2 separate regions of the Homo sapiens genome follow, and region 1 is linked to region 2. A link is a loop called in an ENCODE intact Hi-C map of the cell type or tissue named here. Cell type or tissue: heart left ventricle. All regions are shown on one strand. Links, peaks and the distances in the headings refer to the core of each region. The heading gives the core; the rest is flanking DNA. Region 1 has its middle 46 kb from the start of ZNF280D. Region 2 overlaps ZNF280D (zinc finger protein 280D).

Region 1 (4,402 bases), core at 286-4,285, 95 kb before region 2:
CTAGTGCATCATAATTAGCATATAATGAACAGTGAGGACGGGTACAGGTTGCTTTTGCTGCCATCTTGGTTTTGGTGGTTTTTGGCTGGCTTCTTTATCGCACACTGTCTTATCAACAGGGTCCTGTAAAAGAAGTCCAGATGAATTCTTATCTCAATTCCAATTAGACCAATACACTGTGGTCAAATTTACCTACCTTAAACACAACTCAATTTTTTTTTTTTTGAGACAGTCACTCTGTCGCCCAGGCTGGAGAGCAGTGACATGATCTTGCCCCACTGCAACCTCCACCTCCCAGGTTCAAGTGATTCTCTTGCCTCAGCACCCTGAGTAGCTGGGATTACAGGCACCCGCCACCATGCCCAGCTAATTTTTGTATTTTTAGTAGAGACAGCGTTTCGCCATGTTGGCCAGGCTGGTCTTGAACATCTGACCTCAGGTGATCCACCCGCATCGACCTCCCAAAGTACTGGGATTACAGGTGTGAGCCACACTGCACCTGGCCAAACACAACTCTAATTATGACACTCATCTGAATAGAGCATCGATAGTTTTCCACAGTCTAGTGACAAAAGCCTCTAATTTGTGCTTATTTCACCAACGTACCTGTGTCCCGGCCAGACTCTCCTTTTGCTACCAGTGTTCCAAAATCCTAAATAGACCTTTCTACAATATTGACATAGTGTTTACATCTCACTGCCTTCAGAGACATTGCTCAAATTTTGTTTCTACCACCGAGTTTTAAAATTTTTTCACATAATTGGAGTGAAATAATCTTATTTTCCTCTACTCCTACTATAGCTTATTAATTTTACTCCTTTTTGCATTTTTAACTTCGTTCGTAAACAGCTTATTTGTAAGCTCCTAAAAGGTAGGACCATGACTTTTCATTTTGGAATCCCTCTATTATGGACATGGTATTGTGTCTGGAATTGGTGGGTTCTTGGTCTCACTGACTTCAAGAATGAAGCCGCAGACCCTCAGAGTGAGTGTTACAGTTCTTAAAGGCGGCGTGTCCGGAGTTTTTTCCTTCTGATGTTTGGATGTGCTCGGAGTTTCTTCCTTCTGGTGGATTCGTGGTCTTGCTGGCTCAGGAGTGAAACTGCAGACCATCGCGGTGAGTGTTATAGCTCTTAAGGCAGCGCGTCTGGAGTTGTTCGGTCCTCCTGGTGGGTTTGTGGTCTCGCTGGCTTCCGGAGTGAAGCTACAGACCTTCGCAGTGAGTATTAACAGCTCATAAAGGAAGTGTGGACCCAAAGAGGGAAGAGTAGTAAGATTTATTGCAAAGAGCAAAAGAACAAAGTTTCCACAGGTGGCCCCACAGGTTGCTACTGCTGACGCAGGCAGCCTGCTTTTATTCTCTTATCTGGCCCTACCCACATCCTGCTGATTGGTCCATTTTACAGAGAGCCCATTGGTCTGTTTTACAGAGAGCTGATTGGTCCGTTTTGACAGGGTGCTGATTGGTGTGTTTACAATCCCTGAGCTAGACAGAAAAGTTCTCCACATCTCCACTAGATTAGCTAGATACAGTGTTGATTGGTGTATTTACAAAACCTGAGCTAGACACAGAGTGCTGATTGGTGTGTTTACAAACCTTGAGCTAGATACAGAGTGCCCATTGGTGTATTTACAATCCCTCAGCTAGACGTAAAGGTTCTCCAAGTCCCCACTAGACTTGGAGCCCAGCTGGCTTCACCCAGTGGATCTCCCATCGGGGCTGCAGGTAGAGCTGCCTGCCAGTCCTGTGCGGTGCGCCCACACTCCTCAGCCCTTGGGCAGTCGATGGGACTGGGCGCCGTGGAGCAGGGGGCGGCACTCGTCGGGGAGGCTAGGGCTAAGCAGGAGCCCATGGTGGGGGTGGCAGGGGTGGCAGGGGTGGCGGGTCGGGGGGAGGCTCAGCCATGACATGGGGGGCTGCAGGTCCCAAGCCCTTCCCCGCGGGGAGGCAGCTAAGGCCCGGTGAGGAGGGAAGCGCTGGTGGGCCAGCACTGCTGGGGGACCCAGTGCACCCTCTGCAGCTGCTGGCCTGGGTGCTAAGCCCCTCACTGCCTGGTCGGCAGGGCCGGCCGGCCGCTCAGAGTGCAGGGCCCGCCAAGCCCACGCTCACCCAGAACTCTAGCTGGCCCGCGAGCGCATCCCTGGTTCCTGCCCGTGCCTCTCCTTCCACACCTCCCCGCAAGCCCAGGGAGCCGGCTCCGGCCTCGGCCAGCCCAGAGAAGGGCTCCCACGGTGCAGCGGTGGGCTGAAGGGCTTCAAGCACGGCCAGAGTGGGCACCCAGGCCGAGGAGGTGCCGAGAGCGAGCGAGGGCTGCGAGGGACACCAGCATGCTGTCACCTTTCAGTATCAGGTGCTCAATAAGTAAATGAATGATAAAAAGTCCAAATAATTGCACCTTGCTTGTCATTACTTTTTGTTCTCTACTTTACCTTTGCCCTAATTTCAAACATGAGTGACAGTAGGCTCACAATTTCAGCATTATACTTTCAAAAGTTTAAGTAAGTTTATTTTATCCCTCTATATTTCTCCTTATCCTCGTTGTTATATATTATGGTAGAAGAGCAGTAAATAAAACCATGCATTTTAAATATTTCAGCAGCTAAAAAAAATTAAGAATCAGTTCATTGCCCTGAAATAGAAAGCTCATTTGTTCACAACTTTTCCCACAAACGGAAAAGTAGTGCCTTCTAAAATGCTCAACCCCACAAACATTCCTTTAAATTCATAAAGATGCTCTGTAGGCAATGAATAATATAAAATGACCACACAAAAACAAAACAAAAACAAACTATCCCTGTCTTCAGCCAGGAATGTACTGGTGAGGGTGACCCTAAGAGATGCAACTCCAGGTCATTCCAGAAACTGATTTGAAAACAGCAAGGTTAACCTTTAAGTGGAGCAAGGACCAAACCCTGAGAAATAAAGCACAAGACCCAGAGCACAGGATGAGGCTGCTTTCCAAAGTTCCTAATCCACCTAGAAACCAGGCCCTCTAAAAGGAACCCAATCGACTTTGTTACCCTACTCTGAAACTTAACCAGAGAAGAGGAAGAGACTGAAAATCACACATCACACCTAGAGCCCAGACAAACTTTGTCTCAAACTACTGTCTGTTCTTGGGTGCCGTTCAGTTCCCAAAGAGAATTATTTGCTAAACATTGACTAAAGATTGGGTCCATTCATTCCCCTTAAAAAACTATTTACTACTCCTCAAAATTGCTACACCTGCCATCTCCCCTTCCCTTATGAAGGTGTATAAACATCTGGATCTCATTGGGTTATTGGCTAATCATTCTCCTACAATTTCCCTGTGCTAAGCATATTAAATACATCTGTATGTCTTTTCTCCTGTTAATCTGTTGATTGTCAGTTCATTTTCAGCAAACCTTCAGAGGGTGGAAGGAAACTTTCCCTTGGCCCCTACAGATTTTTGCTTAAGAAACATAATTTTTCCCTGCAGAGACTTGGTACATGTAGAGCATAAAAAATGTTTGTGGATTCAACTATGTATAAAAGAAAAAGATAAAATCATAATTAGCAAAGGGAATGAGGATATAAACCTTTCTAGGTCTTCTTAGGAGAGTAAAGATTTGGGGTCAGTGAGTGTATGTATCTTGAAAGATAGTCAAGTAGCTTATAGTAAGTGCTAAAGGAATTTGAGGGAAAGAAAGATTATTGAAGGTTGACAGAGGGAAAGAAAGATTATTGAAGGTTGACATGTATAATAAAACTTCAGAGTGGAGGTAGCTTTTGAGCTGTTCTTTGAAGAAAGTATTGTAAGGTGAAGGGAAGACATTTTAACTAGTCGAAATCACTTGACTAAGATGGGAAGGAACACAGGTGTTATGTATGGGGAGTCTGAACTTGGAGAATGGAAGGATCCTCTGAGGAGTAGTACAAGAAAAGGTTGGAAATAAGACTGGTGACTAGGCTGTAAGAAGACTGAATTTCAGGCTGAAGAGCATGGGGTGGGAAGGTATGATCCTTTTCCTTATCCATCATAAAGGTCACGGCCAACACCCCTATAACAAAAACAAGTTAACAAGAGAAAAGCATAACAAATTTATGTAATGGAAGTTTTATGTGACACAGGAAACCTTAAAAATGAAGACTCAAGGAAGACCCAGGAAAAACTTTTTTTTTTGTTTTTTGTTTTGTATTTGTTTTTGTTTTTGTTTTTTTTGAGACGGACTCTTGGTCTGTCGCCCAGGCTGAAGTGCTGTGGCGTGATCTCGGCTCGCTGCAACCTCTGCCTCCCAGGTTCAAGCATTTTTCATGCCTCAGCCTCCCAAGTAGCTGGGATTACAGGTGTGTGCCACCATGCCTGGCTAATGTTTGTATTTTTAGTAGAGGTGCGGTTTCACCATGTTGGTCTGGCTGGTGTCAAACTCCTGACCTCAA
Region 2 (4,402 bases), core at 335-4,334:
ATGTGATTTTTACATTATTTGTGAATGATTTTTTTGCCAACTAGCATATAATGTTTTCTTTCAATGGAAAAATATTTAAAATATCAAATATTCTACAATAATTAGAAAAATATACTTATCTGAGACTATGTGTCAGACACAGTACTAAGCTTTAAATACATTATTTCATTAATCCTTAGAAAATTCTTTAAGATTATTTTTTCTCATTGTTGTATAACCAATTAACTGGCGTAACTAGCTTTCAAAACTCAGTTTCTTTAATGGTAAAGCCCAAGTTTTCACAAATCCTTTTTGTTTTGTAAAGTATAGGGGGTATTCAATATTATGTGGAAGATTGAAAATAGGTATATTACTTCTCCTTTGGGGTATGGAATTCGATATTTATCAACCAAATATAGCTTATTAATTATATTTATATTTCTGTGTCTTCACTTCCATTTAGTCCACTTGATCTGTCCTGGATTGGGAAACACCACATTTCAGTCCACAGCTTTCATTACCAGTATTTTCTTTCATATATTGCAATTTTGTTTCAAAGTTGTTGCTGTTGTTTATGATATAGAAGAATCTAGCTTTTATAACTATATTATGAGGCCGGGAGTCATGGCTCACACCTGTAATCCCAGCACTTTGGGAGGCCGAGGCCAGCAGATCACCTGAGGTCAGGAGTTCGAGACCAGCCTGGCCAACATAGTGAAACCCCATCTCTACTAAAAATACAAGAACTTAGCCAGGCATGGTGACACACGCCTGTAGTCCCACTGCTTGGGAGGCTGAGGCGAGAGAATCGCTTGAACCTGGGAGGCGGAGGTTGCAGTGAGCCGAGATGGCACCACTGCCCTCCAGCCTGGGTAACAGAGTGAGACTGTCTCAAAAATAAAATAAATAACTGTATTGTGAATGTATCCTTTAGCATTTTAATAAAATATCCTTTTCTTGGTTTTAATGGTTAGTGCCTTTTAGCCCAAATTCTACTTTGATGTTAGACTCACAACCCCTGTTATGGTTTCCATTTACCTGGTGTATTCTTTGTTTAGTCTTTTATTTTCAACTCTTCTGAATTACTTTGTTTTAGGTGTGCCTTTTGCTTTTAGCAAAGTTGATTTTTCTTTTGTGATCCTATATGAAAATCTCTTCTTTTAATAGTGGGTTTAGATTTACCAATATGATAGATTTATTTGGTCTTAGTTCTGTTAAAATTTTTCTTTCTCTCTTTTTTAAAAGCCTTTCACAATGTGGTTGCTTTATGTGTGTGTAGCTTAGGTTTCTAAGAGAGTTGTAGTTTTGTTCTCCTGATTATGTTTCTAATTTTAATGTATAACTCCACTAGTCTTCTATTCCTTTAGCAATTCTCTACTGTTCTTTTCTATGAGGAAGGATTAAAGTAGCATGAAACTTCCTGTTTTTAACCCACCCATCTTTCCCTTCTTTTTTGCTACTTGATTTTAGTCAATATTGTCTGAGCATTTGTTTACCTTTGCTGTCAAAATGTCTATACCTATATTACTTTATTTGGTGGCTCTAACTGATATTCCTTTATGAACTGTGAGGCAATCTATGAACTCTTCACCTTGTACTCTTTGTCCTTTTATCCTCTCCCAATTTTTATTTGTTCATTGTATTGTTTTTCCATTGTCAGGGCATATGACATTACATTTTTGTTTGTTTTGTTTTGTTTTGTTTTGTTTTTTTACCTTATGTCATATTTGTTTTGATCTTTTTCTACAGTAAATATAATCCACTGTTCATCATCAGTGTTTTTGTCATGGTTTATTTCGTTTTCTGTTTGGCTGAAGTTCATTCTGTAGTAATTTCATTTAGGAGGAGTCTGAAAACATCTTTCTGTGAGGTCGTTCATGTTCAAAGCAATTTGACTGTAGTCCATTCTGTAAAGACAGTTTGATCTAATATAAAGTAAATTGAATCCCACTATCAGGATTTTGTTGGTATAGCTCCCGTTTTCTAGTATTCAGTGTTGCTTTTGAGGAATCTGGGACAAGCTGAATTATTTTGCCTTTTATAAGTGGTTTGATCTTCTTGTTTGGCAGTCTGTAGCTTTTTGGTTGTCTACATTCTTTATGTTTTGAAGACTGATAATTTTATAATGATATAACTTGGTGTTGGGAATTTTGGGTGAGTCCTCTCTGGCATACACCTTGTTCTTTCAACCTGTATATTTGGATTTAGCACAGTTTATTTGAATTGTATTTTAAAATATTTATTCCATACAATTTCATCTCCAATATGAATTTGTTTTATCTTCTTTCCCTGACATATGTCTTTTTTTTTCTAATCCTTAATTTTTTTAAATGGACTTTTCTCCTACTAATATGTTTCCTTTATTTTATTTGCAATGTCTACTCACCACTGTATTCCTTCCTAATTTGTCTTCATGTCTCTGATTTTATTTTTTTCCAATACTTTCACCCTTGCAATGTCTACTCACCACTGTATTCCTTCCTAATTTGTCTTCATGTCTCTGATTTTATTTTTTTCCTATACTTTCACCCTTGATTTTGCCACTCTTTTTTTTCCTTCTAAATATCTTGTTGTCTTGGCATCTTTTCTTGCTTTGTGGTCTTCCAAATAGAGGCAGTTGCTTCATTATGTTTTTAAAATTTGTGGCTACTGTTTTCATCTGCAACTGCTCCACGGCAGCATAATTCTGATGTTTTTGTTAGAATTTTACATTTTTCTGTTATTTGCCTTCTTTTATTACATGGTATTTTTGTTTAGATGTGAGTGCCTATAGTGTTTAACAAGTTGGATTTTCTTGGGCCAGCTGTTTTATACAAGTTCCTTTTAGGAGGAAGCATAGGTTGCCAGGATAGTCTCACAGCTTGCTAGCTGGTTTAAACAGCTTTTTGCTGGGCAGAAGGCTTCCTGCAATTGTGACTTGTGTGTCTGATTCTTTATGTAGCACCGCCTTTCTGCTTCTCTGTACTGAATCAGGTCTGGGGTACTTCTGCTGCCATCCTTCTTGCCTCAGCTTCTGCACCTGTTTTTGCAAACAGAGGATATACCCTTGTGATTCAGAATATGTGTTTCACCTTTAAGATGTGTATTTTTACTGACCCTTTAAGATCTGTTACCACTGGGTCCCCTTTACTTCTCTGGTTTACTTCTAGCTAAATGCCATCTGCCCGATGTTGGCTTCTTTGAATAGTGCTTTCGTATATTATGGAGTCTGTGGCTTTTATCTGACCCTTAGTTTCAATGATAAACCAATTTGTGGAATTTGGTTGTGTAGCTTTTGGATGACTCTCAGGAGGAAAAGAGGAAAATGTTGACTGATGTTGGATGTTCACATGAGAAGCCCTATTTAACTATAAAAATAGGATCTCACCTCCTTTGCTCTGAAAAACCCACCTAAATTTTTAGGGCACTAACAAAGCAACAGAACATGGTCTGTGTACTGGGAGGAGTAAAGATAAGAATGATAGATAGATGGTGCCTGATATTTGTCAAACTATAGTATATGGCATTAAAGTACATATTTAATATTTGCAGAATCTTTAACCCACAAAAATAAGGGATAAATAAGGAGTTGCAGTGAAGATCTATTAATAAAACTAAAAGGTACCAGGGCTGAATAAAAGATGACCAGTTGATATTGTACCACAGCTCAGCTATGCCCCTCCGTAGCTTGCTCTATCCTCCTATAAAACCTTAAATCTAAGCTTGGTTCTCATCTCTTAAGGTGCTTATTTGTTTTTTTGGATAAGCAAGGATACTTTGCCGTTCTCAATGACTAAATCCTTCACCCTAATTCACTACAAGTTGTTGTCCATTTTTGGTTGTCAATGGTTTATTATTCAGCTCTTTTATAGAGATATGAAACATTGTTTAAAAGGTACTCTGTGAACAAAGTTTATATGTTTATTTAAAAAATCTGATCCTATCCTACTTTTCTGTTAAAAAAATAGAAAAACAGCAAGTAATTTATCATCTATTATGGGTATCATAATTTATAGCTATTTTAGGGTAATCTTTAATGTTCATAGACTAACTTTGCAATGTTATTTGATAATTTTACATTTGGGACAGAAGATTATCCACATTTCTAATTAAGGAGCCTATTCTATATTATATAATTTTTGTATATTTTAATTTTTCCTCAACCAGGCTTTATGAAATTTTATATATCACTTGATAATTAAATATATACATCAAGGCATATAAACATTTCCTTTCTATACATCTTGACGTGGACATGAGATGAATGATTTTTAGTTAAGGAACAGATTATTATTAAATATTTACATCTAAAAAGGCAAATTGCAAGGGTAAAGCTGTTAGAGCTATGGCCATGTCTTGGTTTTAGGGTTTCTCAAATCTTTTTGAATTTTTACATGAAGATAATAGGTGTTTATTATTTGAATTTTTAGACTATGTACATGCA

Evidence for each region. Hi-C counts contacts between places; a loop is a spot of excess contacts. Peaks named below come from ENCODE experiments on the same cell type or tissue, not always from the same donor. Only the 100,000 strongest peaks of a DNase experiment are listed, where the experiment ranks them.
Region 1: a loop joins it to region 2, with 2.0 times the contacts of the local background. A loop is called at or near these places in 1 of 110 quality-filtered maps.

What each region holds. Positions count from the first base shown.
Region 1 is chr15:56,777,388-56,781,789 of GRCh38, reverse strand. No RefSeq gene overlaps it. Among named protein-coding and RNA genes, the nearest start is that of ZNF280D, 46 kb to the right of the region's middle. In heart left ventricle, for the core only: no CTCF peak of the experiment used is centred there; a DNase peak (open chromatin) is centred at 2,177.
Region 2 is chr15:56,682,629-56,687,030 of GRCh38, reverse strand. The region is part of intron 9 of ZNF280D (zinc finger protein 280D); the gene reads left to right. Among named protein-coding and RNA genes, the nearest start is that of ZNF280D, 49 kb to the left of the region's middle. In heart left ventricle, for the core only: no CTCF peak of the experiment used is centred there; no DNase peak of the experiment used is centred there.